2 separate regions of the Homo sapiens genome follow, and region 2 is linked to region 1. A link is an interaction called in ENCODE POLR2A ChIA-PET data of the cell type or tissue named here. Cell type or tissue: GM12878. All regions are shown on one strand.

What was found. ChIA-PET counts read pairs that join two places held together with the same protein. Peaks named below come from ENCODE experiments on the same cell type or tissue, not always from the same donor. Only the 100,000 strongest peaks of a DNase experiment are listed, where the experiment ranks them.
Region 2: POLR2A ChIA-PET joins it to region 1 with 7 read pairs; 5 of 35 experiments call an interaction of 5 or more read pairs at or near these places.

The regions. Positions count from the first base shown.
Region 1 is chr17:2,811,042-2,819,041 of GRCh38, reverse strand. All of the region lies in intron 2 of RAP1GAP2 (RAP1 GTPase activating protein 2), which reads right to left. Among named protein-coding and RNA genes, the nearest start is that of RAP1GAP2, 19 kb to the right of the region's middle. In GM12878, no CTCF peak of the experiment used is centred here; a DNase peak (open chromatin) is centred at 4,281; H3K4me3 peaks cover 991 bases; H3K27ac peaks cover 541 bases.
Region 2 is chr17:3,034,484-3,042,483 of GRCh38, reverse strand. RAP1GAP2 (RAP1 GTPase activating protein 2) reads right to left here. Exons shown (of 25, transcript NM_015085.5): 25 at 4,743-8,000. Among named protein-coding and RNA genes, the nearest start is that of OR1D5, 25 kb to the left of the region's middle. In GM12878, no CTCF peak of the experiment used is centred here; no DNase peak of the experiment used is centred here.

The DNA.
Region 1 (8,000 bases):
GTCTCAAAAAAAAAAAAAATAGACTTTACAACCATGTGGACAGACACACATGCAGAACGATAATGGTAATATATCCATCCTGTGTCTGCTACATCCCCTCTCTGTTCTAAGCACTAGACATGTATAAACTTACTCAGTCTCCAAAACAACCCTTGCAGTAGGTTTCAGGCTTTGCTATTAGTCCAGTTTCAAAGATTAGAAAAGGGAGGCATGGAGAGATGAAGGAACCTGCCTGAGGTCTCACAGCTGCTGCGTGTCAGAGCCAAGATCTGAACCCAGGCAATCTAGCGCCAGAACGCCACCTCACACAAATTCAAAAGGATGTCAGGTATGTCCCTTTTTAATGCACACAAAAACTATAAATGTTTCTAGATACCTGTGTATGAATGTGAAAGCATTAAAAATGTGGGCTGAGGCCGGGCACGGTGGCTCACACCTGCAATCCCAAAACTTTGGGAGGCCAAGGCAGGTGGATCACTTGAGGTCAGGAGTTCAAGACCAGCCTGGCCAACATGGTGAAACCCCATCTCTACTAAAAAAAAATACAAAAATTAGCCGGGCGTGGTGGCACGCACTTGTAATCCCAGCTACTTGGGAGGCTGAGGCAGGAGAATTACTTGAACCGGGAGGCGGAGGTTGCAGTGAGCCAAGATCGCACCACTGCACTCCAGCCTGGGCAACAGAGACTCCGTCTCAAAAATAAATAAATAAATAAATAAATAAATAAATAAATAAATAAATAAATAAAGTGGGCTGAGAGAAAACACAAAATTCCTGCTAATGGTAGCCCCTATGGATGGAAGAAATAGAGGAACGGAGGCAAGCAGAAATGATGACCGGAACTTAACTTTATGTGTGTGTTTTATTTCTTTAATTTTAAAAAAAGCTAAAAAAATTAAACATAGAGGCCGGGCGCAGTGGCTCACGCCTGTAATCCCAGCACTTTAGGAGGCCGAGGAGGGCAGATCACGAGGTCAGGAGATTGAGACCATCCTGGCTAACACAGTGAAACCCCGTCTCTGTTAAAAATACAAAAAATTAGCCAGGCGTGGTCGTGGGCACCTGTAGTCCCAGCTACTCGGGAGGCTGAGGCAGGAGAATGGCATGAACCTGGGAAGCAGAGGTTGCAGTGAGCTGAGATTGTGCCCTACATTCCAGCCTGGGCAACAAAGCCAGACTCCATCTCAAAAACAAAACAAAACAAAAACAATTAAACATAGAGGCCAGACGCAGTGGCTCATGCCTGTAATCCTAACACTTTGGGAGGTTGAGGCAGTTGGATTGCCTGAGGTCAGGAGTTCAAGACCAGCCTAGCCAACATGGTGAAACCCCGTCTCTACTAAAAATACAAAATTTAGCCGTGTGTGGTGGCAGGCGCCTGTGATCCCAGCTACTTGGGAGGCTGAGGCAGGAGAATCACTTGAACCAGGGAGGCGGAGGTTGCAGTGAGCCGAGATCATGCCACTTCACTCCAGCCTGGGCAACACAGTAAAACCCTGCCTCAAAAAAAAAAAAAACTATACATAGAATTGCCATACGATCAGCAATTCTGCTCCTAAATAGATACCCAAAAGAACTGAAAACAGAGACCCAGATATTTATACACCTACGTTCACTGTGGCATTATTCGCAACAGCAAAAAAAAATTGGAAGCAACTCAGATGTCCATCAGTGAACACATGGATAAACAAAATGTGATACATGCAACAATGGGATATTATTCAGTCTTAAAAGGAAAGGAAATTCTAGGCCAGGCATGGTGGCTCACCCCTGTAATCCCAGCACCTTAGGAGGCCGAGGCAGGCGGATCACCTGAGGTCAGGAGTTCAAGACCAGCCTGGCCATCATGGCGAAACCCTATCTCTATCTCTACTAAAAATACAGAAATTAGCCTTGTGTGGTGGTGCACACCTGTAATCCCAGCTACATAGGAGGCTGAGGCACGAGAAACGCTTGAGCCTGGGAAGTGGAGGCTGCAGTGAGCCAAGATCATACCACGGCAATCCAGCCTGGGCAACAGAGCAAGACCCCATCTCAAAAAAAAAAAAAAAAAAAAAAAGGAAATTCTGACACACGCTACAACATGGATGAACCTTGAAGACATTATGGGAAGTGAAATAAGCCAGACACAGAAGGACAAGTACTGTGTGATTTCACCTATACACAGTTCACCGAGCAGTCAAATTCATAGAAACAGAAAGCAGAATGGTGGCTGCAGGGTGCTGTGGAGATGAGGGAATAGGGAGTTATTATTTAATGTATACGAAGTTTCAGTTTGGGATGATGAAAAACTTCTAGAAATAATGGTGATCCTTGCACAGCATTGTAAATGTACTTAATGTCACAGAATGGTGCACTTAAAAATGCTTTAAATGGTAAGTTTTATAATATGTATATTTTAACACAGTTTTTTAAAAAGACTTTGATGTAATCCCAGCACTTTGGGAGGCCGAGGTGGGTGGATCACCTGAGGTCAGGAGTTCGAGACCAGCCTGGCCAACATGGTGAAACCCCATCTCTACTAAAAAATATAAAAATTAGCCAGGTGTGGTGTCGGGCGCCTGTGATCCCAGCTACTCAGGAGGCTGAGGCAGGAGAATCGCTTGAACCCGAAAGGCGGAGGTTGCAGTGAGCCAAGATCGCGCCACTGCACTTCAGCCTGGGCGACAGAGTGAGACTCCGTCTCAAAAATAAATAAATAAATAAGAGGGTTTGATGAAAATGAGAAAAAATGTTAACAAGTGTCAATTCTGAGTCATGAGTACTCAGAGGTTTGCATGTCATTATCCTAAGAAAAAAAAAAAACAAAACAAAACAGCACCTCTGTATGGTCAGCAATGTGGAAAAAAGGACCTTAGCAGGCAGGATGCCCCCGGAGCCGGCTCGGGCCTCTTCCAGCTCTTCCCTCCCCCGCCTATTTTTACCAGATTATGGTTGCTATGGAAACAAGGGGCACCTTGGGCTCCCAGAGCTCAGCCCAGGTGCTGCTAACTCAAGGAATAAGGTCAGAGTGTGAATCAAATAAAAACCCGCTTGTCTGGGCCTTGTGTACACACACGTCTGCCCTTCTGACCACGTCCAGCCAGTGACTGCGTCCACGCATGTACCACAGGGATGCTCTGTCCTCAGCAGGGAGGCCTGGGTCCCGGTACACAATGCTCAGTGTGCCTGCGTAGGTACGCCTGCAGGCACGAGGGCACATCGCACAGTTACACGTGTGTGACCGCACAGCCCAGGACTGTTGTTAATATCGGAAATGGGGCCGGGTGCGGTGGCTCGCGCCTGTAATCCCAGCACTTTGGGAGGCCAAGGTGGGCGGATCACCTGAGGTCAGGAGTTCAAGACCAGCCTGGTCAACGTGGTGAAACCCCATCTCTACTAAAAATACAAAAATTAGCTGGGCGTGGTGGTGCGCGCCTGTAATCCCAGCTACTCAAGAGGCTGAGACAGGAGAATCGCTTGAACCGGGGAGGTGGAGGTTGCAGTGAGCTGAGATTATGCCACTGCAATCCAGCCTGGGTGACAAAGCGAGACTCTGTCTCAATAATAATAATAATAATAATAATAATAATAATAATAATAATATCAGAGATGTTAAGGCAGGTTACATGTGTTGAGCACTAGGTACCAGGCACTCTGTTCCCATTTCACCTGGATAATCTCATTTAAGCCTCACAACAAGCGCACCCACGTGCAGGTACTGTTATTATCCTCAGACAAAGAAACTGGGGCACAGAGAGGTTGCGCAGCCTGCCCCAGGTCACCCAGAGTACGTGAACCTGACTGCTGGAGCCGCACTGTGGGGGAAAGTGCTTTAAACGGCACTGGTTCCCGTGCAGCTGTGAAGCCAGCTGCCTCATCAGCAGCACCTCAGCGCTGGTAACACACAGGTTTCCTGGGCCCCACCCAGGCTGATGAGGCAGAATCCCCAAGCCCCAGGGTGGGGTCCGGAAGCTGCATTTTAACGAGGTCCCCTAGGTGATTCTGTACTGCAGCCAGGGTGGGCAGCCATGGGTCCAGCCTACGTTCAGCTGCCTGACAGGGTTGAACAGGGCATGGCAGGGTGGGACAGGGGCTGTCCCTCCCAAGTCCCGTTCCCGAGCTCGTAGAACAAAGCTCCTCAATTCCACGGGGCGTCTGCTGGTGGCAAAGCACCGAAGAAAGGGGCAATGGCTGCCGTCAACCCTCCCCCCCAACACCCCAGGGCAGGGCTACAAAAGTCAGTTATGTGGCTTTGTGGTCTGCCAGGCACGGATTTCCGCCCACTCCACCCTCTCAGAATGAGCTGGGTGTTGGGGTTGGGGGGGGTGGTACCACACTGCGGTAACCTACTGGTTCACAGCTCAACCCAAGGTAGGGAGGGGACAGCCACCTCACCTGGGTAACAAACAGTGAGACAGCCCGAGCTGGGCACGCTAGAGGCTCCCACGGTCTCAGACCCCAAGTGGGGAGGAACTCAGACAGAAACCACCAGATCCCCACGGCGCGGGAGGAGCTGCATGTGACCTGAGGTTCCGGCTGCCCCAGGGGCACAAGGAAGAGAGCCTTCCATGCCGATGGGGAAGGGGCTGTGCGTGGAGGAAGCTGCATGGAAGCTGGCCCTGGAAGGACGGGCAGGTTGTGACCCTGATGCTGACAGGGAAGGGGCAGCAAAGGCATGTTCCCTGTGGGCAGAGCAGCACAGCCACAGGCGAAAGTGCCCAGCCACACACAGCAAGTTCCACCCTCGGGCTGCAGCTGAAGATCAAGAGGAGGCACGATTGTGAGAAAACAAAACCAGAACTGACAGAGGCACAGAGAGGTTAAGTAACTTGTCCAAGGTCACCCAGCTGGTAGAGTCAGGATTTAAACAGAGGCTGCCTGACTGCCAAGCCCACAAATCAATCAGTAAGCTGGGGTCCCCACTTGGTGTCCTTTGCCCCTTTTCTTCTGTGAATATTTGAGAATGCTGTCAAGGTGAACCTACTAGGCCTAGAACAGTAGTTTTCAACGGAGTCGGGGAGATTTTATACCACTGCCCCAGAAATAGAGCAACGTCTGGAGACATTTTCTTTTTTTCTTTTCTTTTTTCTTTTTTTTGAGATGGAGTCTCACTCTGTTGCCCAGGCTAGAGTGCAATGGTGCGATCTCGGCTCACTGCAACCTCCGCCTCCCGGGTTTAAGTGATTCTCCTGCCTCAGCCTCCCGAGTAGCTACGATTACAGGCACGTGCCACCATGCCCGGCTAATTTTTTGTACTTTTTTAGTAGAGACAGGGTTTCACCATGTTGGCCCGGCTGGTCTCGACGAACTCCTGACCTCAGGTGATCCACCTGCCTGGGCCTCCCAAAGTGCTGGGATTTGTGAGCCACCATGCCTGGCCTGGAGACATTTTCATTATCACAGTGAGGGGTGGGTTGTGGGCATCTTGTGGATACAGGCTAGAGAGGCTGCGCAACACCCTACAACGCACAGGATGGCACCGTAAAACAAAGAGTCAGCCAGCCTCAAATGTTACCAGAAGCCCTGGCCCAGAGGGCTCACGCCCACCAGGAGCCCATTTTAACATCCAGCCTGACCTGAGTCATTGCCCAACCACTGACGGTCACCACACTTGTGTATCCCTTGGGGAAGTGCTTCCCAGGTTTGGCTGCCTATTGGAATGAACGGGGGATCTTTTAAAAGTATAGTTGGGCACCGCAGCTCACGCCTGTATTCCCAGCACTTTGGGAGGCTGAAGCAGGCAGATCACGAGGTCAGGAGTTCGAGGTCAGCCTGGCCAACATGGCTACTAAACCCCATCTCTACTAAAGATACAAAACATTATCTGGGCATGGTGGCATGCACCTGTAATCCCAGCTACTCAGGAGACGGAGGCAGGAGAAATCGCTTGAACCTGGGAGGCGGAGGTTGCAGTGAGCCAAGATTGCACCACTGCACTCCAGCCTGGGCGACAGGGCGAGACTCCATCTCAAAAAAAAAAAAAAGTACTGATGCTGGGTTCTACCCTCCGACATTCAGATTTAATTGGAACTGGGTACAACCTGGGCATCAGAATTTTTTTTTTTTTTTGAGACGGAGTTTCACTCTTGTTACCCAGGCTAGAGTGCAATGGTGCGATCTCGGCTCACTGCAACTTCCATCTCCCGGGTTCAAGCGATTCTCCTGCCTCAGCCTCCTGAGTAGCTAGGATTACAGGGAACCACCACCACGCCTGGCTAGTTTTTGTATTTTTAGTAGAGACAGGGTTTCATTATATTGGTCAGGCTGGTCTCGAACTTCTGACCTCAGGTGATCCACCCACCTCGGCCTCCCAAAATGCTGGGATTACAGGTGTGAGCCACTGCGCCCAGCCGGCATCAGAATTTTTAAAAGCACCTCCAGGTGAAACCAAATTGTAGAAAAGTTTGAGAACCACCGTCCTGGGGGAGGGAAGGAAGGAACAAACAAACTATTTGCTGTGACCCAAAGACAGCCCCCCACCAGATGGGGGCTGGGGGTCCCTACACCAGCATCCTGGCATGAGAAGCCCATCAGAGTCAGCACTATCAAGGTCTGCCTTCGGGCCAGCGTCTAGTAATAGGGAAGGCAGAGCTGGAGCCAGCTTGAGGGATGAAGAGTTAGTCACAGCTGGCAGAGACCGGAGGAGGAGGTTAATTAGAAAGCCTGTGTCACTGGGCAGGAGATAATGGGCCTGAACCGGGAGACAGGAGGAACCACCCCCCCATGACTCAGAGGCTTCTCAACCCAGTGACAGAAAAGAACTGGATCTGAAAGAGAGAAAAGGTTAATTGAGAGTCAGTTCAGTCTGGGAACAGAGCCGAAATGACCAGCCAGCCACTGAGGTCGGGGCAAGAGCACTGTTCTTGGGGATGACCTGGGGAGAGGGACTTGGGAGTCAGCCACAAAGAAACAAGAGCTGAGGCCTAAGGAGGTGAGCAGAGCAGAGGGTCCGGCTGACTCTGGTCTGCAGGGTAGGCTGCGGCCAGCTCTGTTCTTTAAAGTCTGCAGTTAGTTGTCAAGATTTTGTCTAAAACTCCAGATTTCCGGCCAGGCGCAGTGACTCATGCCTGTAATCCCAGCACTTTGGGAGGCCGAGCTGGGGGGATCACCTGAGGTTGGGAGTTCGAGACCAGCCTGGCCAACATGGTGAAACCTCGCCTCTAGTAAAAATACAAAAATCAGGCCAGGCGCAGTGGCTCACGCCTGTAATCCCAGCACTTTAGGAAGCAGAGGTGGGCGGATCACCTGAGGTCAGGAGTTCGGGACCAGCCTGCTCAACGTGGTGAAACCCTGTCTCTACTAAAAATACAAAAAATTAGCCAGAAATGGTGGCGCATGCCTGTAATCCCAGCTACTCGGGAGACTGAGGCAGGAGAATCACTTGAACCCGGGAGGCAGAGGTTGCAATGCACCAAGATCGTGCCATTGCACTCCAGCCTGGGTGACAGAGCGAGACTCCGTCTCAAAAAACAAAAAAACAAAAAAATACACACACAAAGAAACGGATTTCCAGCTGCTGTTATAAAATGGAAGATCCGCTAAGACAGGCCAGCATTCTTGCAGTGCCCAAGAGCTGAGGGTCCAAGTCAGAAAGCAGCAAGGATGGAGCTGATGGAGAAGCAGGAAAAGAACCAGGGGCCAGCACGTCACAGACGACAAGAGCAGCCCCTCACGTCCCGACCCTGCCCTGACCACCTCTGTGTTGTCCTATCGCAAGTTAGCAGCACCCCTGCTCAGGGTCTCAGCTTACTGATCTGTAAATAAGGAGGGTGAGGCCCATCGCCTCTAGCTGTCCATCCTCGTGTCCATGGGGCTCCTGCAGGGTGCCTGCAAAACCTGAACCCTTCCGACAAAGATCAGCCCAGGCAGGTGAGGAATCCCAAATATAGCTGCAGAGGCCGGGGTGACCAGCCAAGGGGAGGGAAGGGAAGACTCAGGGTGAAAAAGCAGCCTTCCAGTGTCTGCAGGGCTCTTAGTGGAAAGAGGGGTGAACCTTGTTGAATGGGGGTAAGTGGGGA
Region 2 (8,000 bases), 220 kb before region 1:
CACAGCCTGACAGCTTTTCCAGCCTCCTCCATATCCCACCTCCTCCGTTTTCACTCACAGGCCCTTCTCCTAATAATTTGTTGACGCTGTCTTGGTGTCTGCTTCTCAGACTCCCCAGACTCACCAGCGCTCTCCCCTGGGGCAGTATCAAAATGAGATGCCCCTTTGGCCCTTCTGCACCCCACCCTACCACACCAGGACAAAGAGGGGCACTGGTGTGAGAACTGACCAGCCATTTGTCAAAGAAAAATCACACCAGACAGAGTTAAATAGGCAAGGAAGATTTTACTCAAGACTACTGCAAAGGGGACAAAGACTGAACTCAACTTTGACACGTCAGGGACAGTTGCAGATTTATAGCCGATGGGCAGAGTGAGGAGTTTCCTTAGATGGGAAATTACTAAGAGGAGCCTAGGTATCAAGGGTGGGGGACGAGCAACTTGATCAAATATCAAGGGCAGGGCGATATTCACACTGGTTTATAAGATTCTTTGCTAAAACTGCCTTGGCAAACCAAGGACAGGTCGAGTGTGAGGCCTCATTGAAGAGACGGCCAGAGGATCCTGACTGAAGTACGGTCAAGGAGGGCGTCTTTGCCACGTCCCAAGCCAAGATCTGTACCCACCAGGCTTGCCCACCCCAGGAAATGGGTGAGAAGGGCTTTGCGTGGAATGTGAAGTTTACCACAAACAGGGCTGCGTCTGAACACACAAGAGACTGTTGTAATAACTGTTGTATTAACTGAGGATCACTGCAAGCTTAGGGAACTGGACCGCAATGTTGTTGTTAGAATAGAACCAGGGGACACCGAAGGTTGGTCAGAGCGCATGTGGGAGAGGGCATGGCTGGACACAGGGAGCACTCCAAAAACGAGACTGAGGGAAAATCTGAGCGCGGGCTGACCAGACTCCTCATGAAAGCTTTTCCCCCACGGAGCAGGCAAAACAGTGCCCCCACCCCCACCCCCACCCCCAAAATGTCCAGTGACTGCTACAAGCTGTTAGACGCTGAGTGGAAAAAACAGATTTTAAGAGTCCTAAAACTGAGCCCCAACCTGGAGGCGTGCCCACCTCGGGAGAAAGAACACCTGACCACAGACACCTAGACCGATCAGGGAGCTTTCAGAACCCTAGGAGAGCCTGCAGGCTTGGAGGGACAATACCGACCAGCATAGCTGATGACTTCCATGCCTCCTACATTTCCCACAGAGACAGGACATGTTCCACCTCCACAAAGTGTCCAGATATAGGTAACCTCACATTTTCTGGGAGGAAGGGTTGAACCCAGGAAGCAGCCGAACCGTGAGGTACAGATGGGCACAGAGAGTTTGTGTGAAAGATGAAGCTTGACTTGCAGCCAAGGGGACTCAACAGGTGGAATCTAACACCCGAGAAATAAGACATCTGTAACCGTGGGCTCAGACAGGCACCACTTGGCACAGCATGATGGCAGAAGCGTGGGATGCTGGACACATGGGTTCCAGGACAGGGGCTCCAAGCTGGGCAGGGAAACCAGAGAGAGCCAGGATGCACTTTTCCTGATACATTTCTGTGCATCTAGAACCTTCCAAGTCTGGAACTTCCTTTCATATTGAGCTCAGCATATGAGATTTGGATCCCAAACTGAAATTTGAAACTGATCCCTTAAGTGAAACGGGAATAATACATGCCTTCGTGGGCTTTTCAGATGACTAAATTAGATGATCATTGTGAGTTCTGGGCTGGGGCAGTGGCTCACACCTGTCATCCCAGTGCTTTGGGAGGCCGAGGCAGGCGGATTACCTGAGGTCAGGAGTTCGAGACCAGCCTGGCCAACTTGGTAAAACCCCGTCTCTACTAAAAATACAAAAAATTAGCTGGGCGTGGTGGCACATGCCTGTAGTCCCAGCTACCGGGGAGGCTGAGGCAGGAGAATTGCTTGAACCTGGGAGGCAGAGGTTGCAGTGAGCTGAGATTGTGCCACTGCACTCCAGCCTGGGCGACAGAGTGAGACTCCATCTCAAAAAAAAAAAAAAAAAGTGAGTTCTGCTACGGCAGTTGTGTTGAAAATGGAAATGGAGTCCAATGTAGTTGATATAATAGGAAACAATCGGAGTATCATGGAAGTTGCCCTTTAGCTTACGCTCCTCATCCATGAGAAATATTAGGTGAGTGCCAAAACCGGCAGCCAGCTAAATCAAGCTGCACAGGGACACACAAAATACACATACACCTCCAACATCTGCCAGCTGCCTCAATACACCATGTGCCGGGGGCCATACCCATCCACCTCTGCTGTTACTGTCCATCCAATTTCAGAAAAGCTCTCTTTCCACCGCTTCACAACCTGCCAACAACCGATTCCACAAGCAAACTTCCCATCTTATTAAAGCTAAACTGCCTTTATTGTAGCCCTTATGTATTTCTCAATCATTTAACACGTGTAAAATTGTTATCAAGTTCCTGTCTTTTTATTTTTACGTCACTGACAAAGTGTTTGAGTGTTACGTCCCTAACCCCATTGTTTGCCATAAGCCCTGTGGTTGCACCATCTCCCATGGTGTATGTTTAGGAAGTGCCATGTTGTGTGATAACAGAACTGACAACCCAGGGAAAACACCGAGCATATGGTGAGCTTTCAGTGTCAGTTGCTCGTATTATTATTATTATCGAACCTCTGGTGCTTGCATAACACTTGCCATTTCTCAAAGCTCTTTCCCAATAAATTCATTTTTCTCCTCATGCTAGCTATGTGAATTATTGTTCTAATTATACACAAAAGAAAATGCAAATCATGGGGAGTTAATGAATTTGCCCAAGACCACAAAAGGAAGTCATGGCGGAATCTTTTTTTTTTTTTTTTTTTTTTTTGAGATGGAGTCTCGCTCTGTCACCCGGGCTGGAGTGCAATGGCAAGATTTCAGCTCACTGCAACCTCTGCCTCCCAGGTTCAGGTGATTCTTGCAGCTCAACCTCCCGAGTAGCTAGTATTACAGGCACCTGCCACCAGGCCCAGCTAATTTTTGTATTTTTAGTAGAGACGGGGTTTCACCATGTTGGCCAGGCTGGTCTTGAACTCTTGACCTCAAGTGATCCGCCCGCCTCAGCCTTCCAAAGTGCTGGGATTACAGGCATGAGCCACCGCGCTCGATCAGCAGATTCTTAAACACCTGTTCCTTGCCTTCAAATTTATTCAGGAAAAAAAAAATGCAGATATTACTTCAAGCTGTACAGCCAAGCAGTGTAAAGCAAAGTGTATGTGAGAACAGGGCCATTCAGGAGTCAGAGGAGGACGGGAAGAGAGAGCATGCAACCGTGAGGGAAACCTGGAAGGAGTGAGTGAGGAATCTGAGAAGCAGGCAGAGGGAGAACACCGCAGGATGGACACGAATCACTGAACAGCCAGGCTCTCAAACTCAGCCATGACAGAGACCAACAGATAACAGGAATGAGTGAAATCTTCCAGGTGTAAACAGTAGGGGACGGTGGAGACTGTGGGACACTCAAGGTCCCAGTCAAAAGGGAAAGATTCCAGTGAACTCTAACCAACTCATGCCTGAGGAGTAGATTCAGCATCTGATTTTTATTTATTTATTTATTTATTTATTTATTTCCCGAGACAGAGTCTCCCTCTGTCACCCAGGCTGGAGTGCAGTGGCACGATCTTGGCTCACTGCAACCTCTGCCTCCCAGGTTCAAGTGATTCTCCTGCCTCAGCCTCCCGAGTAGCTGGGACTACAGGCACCTGCCACCACGCCCGGCTACTTTTTTTTTGTATTTTTAGCAGAGATGGGTTTTCACCATGTTAGCCAGGATAGTCTTGATCTCCTGACCTCGTGATCCGCCCACCTCGGCCTCCCAAAGTGCTGGGATTACAGGCATGAGACACCACGCCCGGCCCTGATTTTTTAAAAGCAGCAGAATTTGGGATTTATGTAAAATTTCTTTTTTTTTTTTTTTTTTTTTTTTTGAGGCAGAGTCTTGCTCTGTGTCGCCCTGGCTGGAGTGCAGTGGCGCAATCTTGGCTCACTGCAACCTCCGCCTCCCGAGTTCAAGAGATTCTCCTGCCTCCTGAGTAGCTGGGATTACAGGTGCCTGCCACCACACCTGGCTAAATTTTGTGTTTTTAGTAGAGACAGGGTTTCACTATGTTGGCCAGGCTGGTCTCGAAAGCCTGACCTGAAGTGATCCGCCCACCTCAGCCTCCCAAAGTGCTGGAATTACAGGCGTGAGCCACTGCGCAGAGCTTTTTTGTTGCTGTTGTTGTTTTGAAACACAGTATCACTGTCGCCCAGGCTGGTGTGCACCGCTGCAATCACAGATCACTGCAGCCTTGACTTCCCAGGCTCAAGTGATCCTCCCATCTCAGCCTCCTGAGTACCTGGGACCACAGGTACGTGCCACCTGCCCAGCTAATTTTTTAGGGGTTTTTTGGGGTTTTGGTTGTTTTTTGTTTTTTTTTTTTTTTTTTTTTTGGTACACATCGGGCCTCACTATGTTGCCCAGTCTGGTCTCAAACCCTTAGGCTGAAGAGATCCTCCTGCCTCAGCCTCCCAAAATGTTAGGATTCTGGGTGGGAGCTACCACGCCCGGCCACTTTTCTAATTGTCGTCAGTTTTTTAAACATCAACAATTAATGTAAATGTTTAAAAATACATCTCAGACTAAAGTAACACATCTATTGGCCAGAGAATATGCAACTTCCAGTGAACTGAACAGTGACCCCCAGGCCCAGGGCCCCATGCAAAGAACTCTGAACACTGATGGACACAAAATATGTTATTTATTGTCAATTTCTGCAAAGACACATTTAAGCAACAAAATATACATTTGTCAACCTTTTAGAATTTGTTTTGTACATTAACAAATACAATGTGCTACCATAGCAATAAATTAAATGTACATTATTTACATTACATAGGCAGTTGGGATCTACGAATCACCTCCTCACTAAGAGGAAAGAAAGCAAAGTCGTCGTCACATGGAGCATCACTTCCAAGCCACAGTTCTTAGGTTCGACCACACAGGGGAATCTGCACATTCACACGCCAGCAGTCCCCGAGCTGGAGTGTCCAAGGGGAACACCCAAAACAGGAGAGAGCTGCACGCATGCTAAGGAGCAGGAAGCGGGGGGGGGGGGGTAGTTCACACTTCCAAGCAGAAATGTCACAAAATCAAAGACGATGGCAATTAAATTCCAGTCTTCCAGCCAAATGCCCCCCTCCCCAGGGCTGGTAAGGCACAGGACAGAGCCGCTGCCCCACAGCCTCTCACTCGGCAGGGCTCTGCTGCCCTTGGCCCTAGTGGGGCTTGTCTTCTTCCTCCCAAAGGGGCACACGGTCCAGCTGAAGGGAGGGAGACATGGGATTGGGGTGTACAAGGGGCTGGCGGTAAAACAGAGTTTGGTAAAAGAATACCCCAGCCAGCCCCACCAGGCTGCAGGATCAGGCTTGGCAAACTTTACTGGCCTCCCCTTGCCTCGATACAGGGTAGCTAGAGGCTGGGGGAGGAGCCGAGGGGTCCTGAGCATGGCTGACTGGCCTGGTCCCTGCTGGCCTCCTGTACCCATGAGATCTACTCGAACCCCCAACTGCTTAAAACAGATCTGTCTCTACTGACTTAGAAACCAATGAGAAAGGTAGTGTTTGAGTTGGCACCTGGCAGGGTCAGGGAGGAAAGCGAAACAGGCTCTTGTCCTGCCTTGTCACGGGAGCCTGAGTTTCTATTAACCACCTTCGTTTAAGAATCAGGGAGAAATGAAGAGTTTTTCTTTGACCACTTTTCCTCTTAATTTAGGAAAAGGGAAGCTGAGGGTGGGTGAACAGCATCTTTTTCCCTGGCCTCTGCCCCCATTACACAGCCCCCATCAGGAGCTGAAGAACCGATCCCACTGAGGAATAGTTCACTGAATCCCTTTCCCTCCTCGTTTTCTTGGTTCAAGCTGCATCCAAAGCCCAAGGGTCCTCACTGAAAAATCCTAGAGACTATCCCCCCTGATGAAAAAGAGCAGAAACTGCAGCCTCACCAGCATCCTTGACTGCTCACCTCCATGCCAGTGCCAAAGCAGCAGCTAACTGGCTTCCCCAAAACCCAGGGCCCCAGGAAACGCAGCCACTTATTCAACCAACCATGTAGGCGCTGCAGAGGAAGGGACCCTGGGTTGAGGGTTCTAATCCCAGCTTTGCCAACAGCCAGCTGTGTGACCTCAAGCAAGTTACTCCCCTCACCTGGGCTAAGATTTCTCATCTGGACGATGACATGGTTGGATGAGATGCTAAAAAGAGCCAGCAGGCTTGTGTTGAGATGATGCTGACAAAGCTGAACCACTGAATCTTTTTCAAGAAACGTCATTTTACATGATTGGCATAGACAGACACTCTCATTAAGACCTTCCATCGCGAGCTTTTCTGCACCTGTTTTTAAGCGTCAACTGAGCTGGAGGCATATGGGTGACCCTACAGTGCCTGAAAAGTAGTTTCTTCAGTGAGTCAGGCAGTTCCCAGAGCCAGAGATGTGTCCCGGAAAACATCCCCTCGTGGAGATCACAGTGGAAATGCCTCAAACACCAGCGTGAGCACCATCTAGATGAGCCTAGTCACGAGGGCCAATGAGGTTTGGGCAAATCTTTGAGCCCCAAGACTGGGCGCAGCATAAAAGGAAAGACATTTTAGATCAGAGCAGATGTAGGGACAGCGTGGGGGAAACAGCCCTCCAGGAACCCGAGCTGCCCGCCCCGTGGTCTAGGGGAGGGAGGGGAGGCTGGGCCATCCTTGTTCTCCTCCTCCCTCTCAGCACTGCCCGGGTGGGCTGGAAGTGCACACTCTGGAAGCCACAGGATGGAGCTCCTAGAGATAGTGAGGCATGACCAGAGGGAAGAGGCATTTGGGGTCCTGTTCAGATCATTCCAACAGCAAACCGGGCATGGAGACCCCATCTCAGGTCTGTGCTTCTCTGGGGGCCACCCAGCCATCCTGCCCACCAGCTCAGAGGCAGGGACAAAGCCCTCCCAAGAGGCAGCAGGCAGCAAGGGTCAGCCAGCGCAGTGGGGACAGGCAGGTATGGGATTCCCAAATGGGACAGCATGGTGACAACCTGGAAACCCCAAAGGACCCCAGATGGCAATGTGACACGGCCCATCCACCAAGCACCTGTAATGCCGGCTTCCCACAGAGGCGAGCCAGATCCTGCAACTGTTCTTAAAGAAATGCAGTTTGACCTTGCCAGTGCCTCCAGAAGCCCAGCCAACAAAACGCGTCCAGAACGTACAGGCCTCTTTCCAGCCGTGGGGGCTGCTACGGTGACTCTTCATAAAAGCTAAACAGATATTTTGTTGACCTTCTAACAAGAATAAATTTTACTAGACTAGTACTTTAGAGAAAGTACTAGCAAAGGGAGAGCTCCTCTCCAGCTTGCAAACAGGACTCAATCATTCCCACACACGTGGCGGGGAAGAAAGATCACAATGTTGCTTGAATGGCAAAAGCTATAGGGAGAATTTCACAATGTCAGTTAAAAAAAAAAAAAAAAAGTGTAGTATTTATATCTTGGGCACAGGTCCAGATCCCTATGGGAATAAAGCATTCAGCTGGAAATCCTTGTCATTGGTCGTGGGGCAGGTGCCCAGCCAGTGTCACTCTGCAGCCCCGTCTGCACTGAAAGGGGCTCTTCAGGCTCGTTGTACCTGGAGGATGCCCACCTTAACCCCAACCCGGGCCCATCGGCAGAGAAGCCCACGGCGCTGCAGACTCGGAAGGGGGAGAAGCCAGGAGGGGATGTCCTTGGAGGTGAGCTGGCTGTCCCAGCAAGGGGGCTCTGTGGAGGGTGGGGGTGGCATGTGGGTCACAGGGTCTGACCCACACCCAGATGGGGTCCAGGTTGCAGAAACCCTTCAGATGTGACAGCTGCCTACAGACCCGCAGCTGGAGAGGGGAACAGGATTGGGGGGTTGAGCCCCAGACGCAGCTGCCCAAGGGCACAGTAGCTGGAAAAGGCCCCAGGGCCAGGCTGGGCCCCCCAAGACTC